Linked DNA regions of Homo sapiens: region 2 is linked to region 1. The links are chromatin contacts, found by Hi-C or POLR2A ChIA-PET in ENCODE. All regions are on one chromosome and are shown on one strand. The core of a region is the stretch at or near the end of the contact, and the rest is flanking DNA. Distances in the headings are between cores, read along the strand shown.

Region 1 (3,073 bases), core at 251-2,750:
ACCTCTCCCTTCCCTGTCTTCATACCAAAACTTGCATTCTAATTTTTCCAATTTTATAGTAGTATACCTATGGTGTTGAAGACTATGGAGCTATTAAAATAACAAGGTTGCCTACATATGTTGACAAGGAAAGATCTCCAAGATATACATTGGAGATATATATGTGGCAAGAACTAGAAGTCCCCAACACAAAAAAATATAATGACATTCATTATTTTGCAGTTTATCACAATTTCTTTAATGGAGAATAAATGGATAAAGATATAGCTGTAGTCTTATCAATACTGCAGATAATAGTGAGCAGCTGATATTTCCCAATGGAAATTTGTAAATACTCTTTATAACAGAGGAATACTCCACCTACTTCCACTTGTATGCAATATAACATATCTTATAATAGATACATTTTGGCACACCAAACACACCAAATTGGAAGTAGAATTAATCCTTACCAAACTCATCCAAAAAGCAAAGGTTGAGTTGGTGCTAGAAATGATCTGAGTAAAATAGAAAACAATTTAGAAAATACTTCAATATTCTAAGTACCCATATGTCTTTGAATTAAGTGTGTATGTGTCTGTGCATCTTGTACTGGCAGAAGTATTTTTAGATTTTCACACTTTTAATTATATATGGAGGAGTTCTAAGTTTTAGAATAATGAGGAAAAATTAAATATATAAGAGAACATTATCCTTAAATTGAAAATTGAATTATAGTAGCAGTGATGATATGATTACATTGACCACTTACTGATCAATGTGCATAATCACATCCTCAATAATCTTACGAAGTTGCTATTTTCCTAATTTTACAGTTGAGAAAACTGAAGTCTAGAGAGGTTAAGTTACTTACCCAAGGTCACACAGCTCAAGGAATGAAGTGAAGCCAACATTCCAACTCTAGTTTGTTTGATTCCAAAGCTGTCCACTCATGTCTAACAGGGCCTCTCTTCTAAAAGTATTATATTTGTTAATTACGATCATGTGTTGTGCAAAACAAAGTTGTGTTCATAAAGAATGTGACATAGAAATAATGTCTCACTCCACTTATTGGAGACCACTCTTATTAATAACATTTGGTTGTATTTTAATTGTCTTTTTTCTCTTTTTCCATTTACATAAATTGTATGTTCTGAAGTTACTGATAACAGAAAAGTAAATGTGAGGGCCAAGATGATGATTGTGAAATTTCCCTATATTCCAGGGATTAGATTTTTATCTGAAGAAGGTAATTTATTCTGATTTTTTAATTGGTGGATTTAAAGGCTTGTGCCTAGTGAAAAGAGCATCTCCTACAGTTGTTTGAGTGGCGCCTGAGGTCTTTTCTCTGCTCTCAGGAGTGCTGGGGCATGCCTTGGCTGCCTGTCTGACGTCTGTTTCTGATAAGTGAGTTTTAGGCTCTAACAGCTCCTGAGAATTTTGTTGGCAGAGACCTGGTGAGATCATTCTGCTTTCCGCTGAGTTTCCTTTCTCTGTTTTTTTGGACTGTTCTGATGAACGTGACCCTGGAGTGTTCAGTAATACCTCTGCTCCTTTAGGAACTGTTGGCCTACTGCCTGGTTTTATCTCTCTCTGTACAAAAGCTCCGTGTCTCTGGAAAAGAAAACAAAGTCGACATTAACCAGGAGAACGCAGATTGCTGGAAGATGCAGCTGTGAACTGAATTTGTGCGTTAGCTCAAGTCCTAGTCAGTGATGCAGGCACTTCTCTGCCTCTTCATTGGTGTCACCTCAGTCCCAAACTAGACACCACCATATATGGGTGAACCTTTTAAATTATAAAATAGGGTGCATCAGAAAATGAACAGGAAGGAAAAAGGCAGAATGTCAAAGAAGTAGCAGCTCATCTCCCATTCTCAACTTTTTTATCATTTGGACTGTTTAAGACTATTCACATCAAATTTCATTTCTTGCTCTAAAGATTGCTATGGATACAACAAAAACTACAGTTCATAGACCTAAGAATTTATGATTGCATCCCAAATGCCTATTAACGCTGATGAAAAGCTAAGTAATAATAAAATATGAAAGCAAACATCTATAGTTGGAAAAAAATCCAATAATTGACAATTACATTTCTATTTGGCTTTATAAACCTTACATGCATCTCCCTGCCACACACATGTATTAAGCATATCAAAACATTTGTCAAACTGCTTTGATATTATTACTATTATTATTATTATTATTATTATTATTGTTATTAGAAATGAGACTTGCTATGTTGCCCAGGCTGGCCTCAAACTCAAGTGATCCTCCTACCTCAGCTTCCAGAGTAGCTGGGACTACAGGCGTCAAGTCACTGTGCCCAGCATGCTTTGATATTATTTTACACAAATTATTTCAATAATTTAAGTAGACCAAATTCCAAAGACTGATTCAAATTATTATGTTTGGATTGATTGATTGAGATGAGGTTTCATTGTGTCACCCAGGCTGGAATGCAGTGGTGCAATTACGGCTCACTGCAGCCTCGAACTCCTGGGCTCAAGCAACTCTCCCACCTCACCCACCTGAGTAGCTGGGACTACAGGTGGCACCACCATACCAGGATAGTATTATTCCTTACATTTTACTATGGTATGTGGCTAACATTCTATCCTATTAATAACTGAAGTAGTTTGTTTAAATAGACAGAAAGATAATTATGACTTGAAAAAGCTTAAAGTTCTACAAATCTACTCTGTCTTAAAGTATTAAATAATTCTAAATACTGCCTCACCTTTCCCTGGAGAGGCTCATTCGGAGTTTTTCTGGCATCATATTGATGTATAAAAGAGATGTATTCTATAAAATTGTTTTGAAGTTCTGCTGATGTACCAGGAGAGGCAAGTGGTACTAAAAAAAAGATTTTGTGAAGTCAGGACAAAAAATTAGATTTGTTTATGGACATATAATCAGTATTAATAATATAAAATATGGTAACAAAACTAAATTCTTGAAGTATGCAAGATTATTTACACAATCTAAATAATAAATAGAATGGATTCACCATTCTTTCTTCATGAAAAGAGCCAAATCAAAACAACCAAATTAGCCCCACGTGTGGAATTATTAGTAATTTTTAAAACTAA
Region 2 (3,205 bases), core at 198-2,697, 78 kb before region 1:
AATTGCAAAGAAACAGAGTAAACAAATGTCCAGTGGTATTTTAATGACACAGATACGTCCCCATTCGGAACAGCAGGAACACGATGAAAAGTGGCTGTACCATCTACTCTTTGGGCCTGGCATCCTCCCAACCCCTCTCCACCCCAGCCCTGCACTACACACTTCTAAGGTTGGCTGCCTGGGCTGCCTGCTCTCCGTGGCTTCATGCTTGGATTCTTACTCCTCTTTTGATTTGTCAAATTTGATTATTAGACCAACAATGGGTTTACCTTTGACCTCACACCCTGCTGACCCCCTGAATGTGGGGATCCAGTTTTCACTCCAGACCCTAACTCAGGCCCTGGAGATCTCAACAGTAGTTCACTGATCGTGCAGTGGCTCTTCTGGTCCCACCTGATCCTGGCCACATCAGCCAATTCGAGACACAAGACCCTGCCAACCACACATGGCAAACGACACATGCCAGCTAGAATCTGGGGCTATTTTCCAAGACAGTCTTGCCTGGCCCTGACCTGTCTGTGCAGCCAACCCATTTCCATTCAATTCCAAACCCTCGATTCACGACCACAATCTTGGTAGTCTCCAGATTTGAGGTTGCATGTGCTTTTCCAGCTATTTAGACTTGGACTTACCTCTACAAACCTTGGTCTTGGTCACCTTTGTGGCTCTCTGTGCTCTCAAGAGCCCTGTGCCTGTCCTACCCCCTCAACAAGGGAAGTCACCCTTTTACTATCATCATTGGGGGGCATTCCATTGGCCTCCTAAAGAGTGGGTATAAGGACAGGCATGGTGGCTTATGCCTGTAATCACAGCGTTTTGGGAGGCCGAAGCAGACCAATTACCTGAGGTCAGGAGTTCAAGACCAGCCTGACCAACATAGTGAAATCCGGTCTTTACTAAAAATACAAAAATTAGGGAGAATTGCTTGAGCCTGGGAGGCAGAAGTTGCAGTGAGCTGAGATCACACCACTGCACTCCAGCCTGGGCAACAGAGAGAGACTCCATCTAAAAAAAGAATGGGTATAAGCCAGTGAAGAAAATTGCTTTAGGGAGAAGGGCTTTTGACTTCTTTAAATCCTGTAAATCAGGAGGTTATTCTCAGAGGGAGATATAAAATGAGGGTTGTATAAATCTGGAGTCTTAGTGTAGTTGAGAAAGTGTTACACACATTTTATAAAGAACAAATGATTTAATCTCCCCCATCATTCTACCAGATGGATTGAGGCCTACTGGAAATATGTTGTGAGGGAAACGTTTATTAGGAGGATAAGGAAAGGACTTAGGACTCTTTTGTGATCCATCTTCCATAAGCAGTCAGTTTGCTTTGTCTTTTGTCTTTTTTTTTTTTTTTTAAAGAAAAAAGAGTATTGGCTCGAACTCCTAGTGCTTTCTTATGTAACAAACAAGTCAGGCAAAGGGCATGCCTTAGTGCAACGTGGACTCGGCAGACTGCCTGCATGATTAGAAGTGCGGGGAGTTGGATGCTCTTGCTCCCTGAAGATTGTCATGCAATTCCTCCTCAAGTGTTGAGCCTCTTTCCGGCAGAAGGGTGCCTTAGGGCAGGCCGTTATGATGCCTTGTCCACTGCTGGCATTCAGCAAGGGTAAGTAAATCATAATAGTTTTATGGTAAGACTACTGAATTTGGAGGCTAGGTTTCCAAAGCCGGTTCTCCTAATTAAATATCTGTAAGTCACATAGCCCATCGGAGTTCCTTTGCTCATCTGTAAAATGATAAGGGTTGATCCCACAATTCCTCTAAGATCCCCTACAGCTCAGAAATTCCCCAACTTGATAATAAATTACAGTTGGTATCTAAGCACTAATTGAAAAATCTATAAACCAGGTAAGATATTCTAGAAATGAATATATTGGCATCTCTCAACAATCAGAGTAATAATTAGAGTTTAAGTTTGATAGAAAATCATCATCTTCTTCTGTAAATTACCAGGATTAAATAAGAAAAAAAAATATAGGAACATCTAGCATGAAGGGTCACAATAAGCTTCAGTTAAAGGGACATTTTCTATCCCAGCATTTCCCAAAATATGATCCTAGAAATACTATTCTGTCATGTAGAGTCACCCATGCAGTTGTGTTCCATGAAGGTCCTTTATAATGTTTTTTCATGTGTGTCTAAATTTAGAATCCAGTCAGATATCACATATTGTGTTTCATTGTCAGGTCTCTTTAGTTGTTTGTAATCTAGAACAGTCTCCATGACTCTTTTCATTTTTCATGACATTGACACATTTTAGGAGTCCAGGTTAGTTATCTTGCAGCATCTCACACAATCTGGATTTATCTGATTGTTGTTTCCTCATGTTTAGCTTCAGATTTAACATGATCCTGAATCTAATCTAGCTATTTCTGGGGGTTGGCAAGAAAGCTATGTAAGTGATGTTCATACTGTTATTTTTTAAATTGTTTTTCTTTTACCCTTAGTATATGATCAAATATTACAGAAATAACATGAGATAGAAATGGAAGGTACTCCAAAATGCCAACCCCCAGAAATAGCTAGTATTTATATTTTAGTCTATATGACACTAGATTTTTTTTCCTCTGCATATAACAAAAATTGAATCATTTTCTAAATCATTTTTATAACTTGCTCTTTTTACATGTTGCTGTATCTTGGAACCCTTTCTGTGTAAGTACATATAGATCTACCAAATTCTTTTCAGAGGTTTGTTTCCAGTGTTTAGCTGTTAGGAACTATGTACATCATTCATGTACATTTGTCTTTGTGTACTTAGGGGAATGTTTTCTATAGGTTACTACTATAATTACTTCTACAGTAGAAGTAAAATGTGGGGTTCAATTTTAATAAGTATTGCAACATTGCCAACACAAAACATTATATCAATTTATACACTTATGAACAATGTATGAAACGACTGTTTTCTCATATCTTATCCTGGTTTTACCTCTTTTAAAAATCTGACTGAGTGCGGTGGCTCACACTGGTAATCCCAGCACTTTGGGACGCCCAGGTGGATGGATCACCTGAAGTCAGGAGCTCGAGACCACCCTGGCCAACATGGTGAAACCCCATCGCTACTGAAAATATACAAAAATTAGCTGGGCATGGTGGGGGGTGCCTATAGTCGCAGCTACTCAGGAGGCTGAGGCAGGAGAATTGCTTGAACCTGGGAGATGGAGGTTGCAGTAAGCCAAGATCCTAGGCTGCTGCACTCCAGCCT

What was found. Hi-C counts contacts between places; a loop is a spot of excess contacts on that map. ChIA-PET counts read pairs that join two places held with the same protein, here RNA polymerase II (POLR2A). Pooled maps may share reads with other maps.
Region 2: a loop to region 1 is called in a map of Right ventricle myocardium inferior, with 2.4 times the contacts of the local background. The contact joins two enhancer-like sites. A Hi-C loop is called at or near these places in 9 of 168 maps with a recorded cell type or tissue (CD8-positive, alpha-beta T cell, Right ventricle myocardium inferior, Right ventricle myocardium superior and 4 more) and 4 of 50 pooled maps. POLR2A ChIA-PET finds 5 or more read pairs at or near these places in 2 of 52 experiments (activated T-cell and activated naive CD4-positive, alpha-beta T cell).

What each region holds. Positions count from the first base shown.
Region 1 is chr2:54,358,723-54,361,795 of GRCh38, reverse strand. It overlaps CIMIP6 (ciliary microtubule inner protein 6), which reads right to left. Exons shown (of 5, transcript NM_001100396.2): 4 at 2,722-2,837; 5 at 215-1,593. The coding sequence ends at 1,234. Among named protein-coding and RNA genes, the nearest start is that of CIMIP6, 29 kb to the right of the region's middle. Within about 2 kb of position 1,500, at least 13 of the 41 ENCODE cell types and tissues checked have a DNase peak (open chromatin) inside an H3K27ac peak, as active enhancers do; they include heart right ventricle, where a contact is called at or near this core.
Region 2 is chr2:54,436,718-54,439,922 of GRCh38, reverse strand. The region is part of intron 3 of LOC102724072 (a long non-coding RNA gene); the gene reads right to left. Among named protein-coding and RNA genes, the nearest start is that of SPTBN1, 18 kb to the left of the region's middle. Within about 2 kb of position 1,447, at least 7 of the 41 ENCODE cell types and tissues checked have a DNase peak (open chromatin) inside an H3K27ac peak, as active enhancers do; they include heart right ventricle, where a contact is called at or near this core.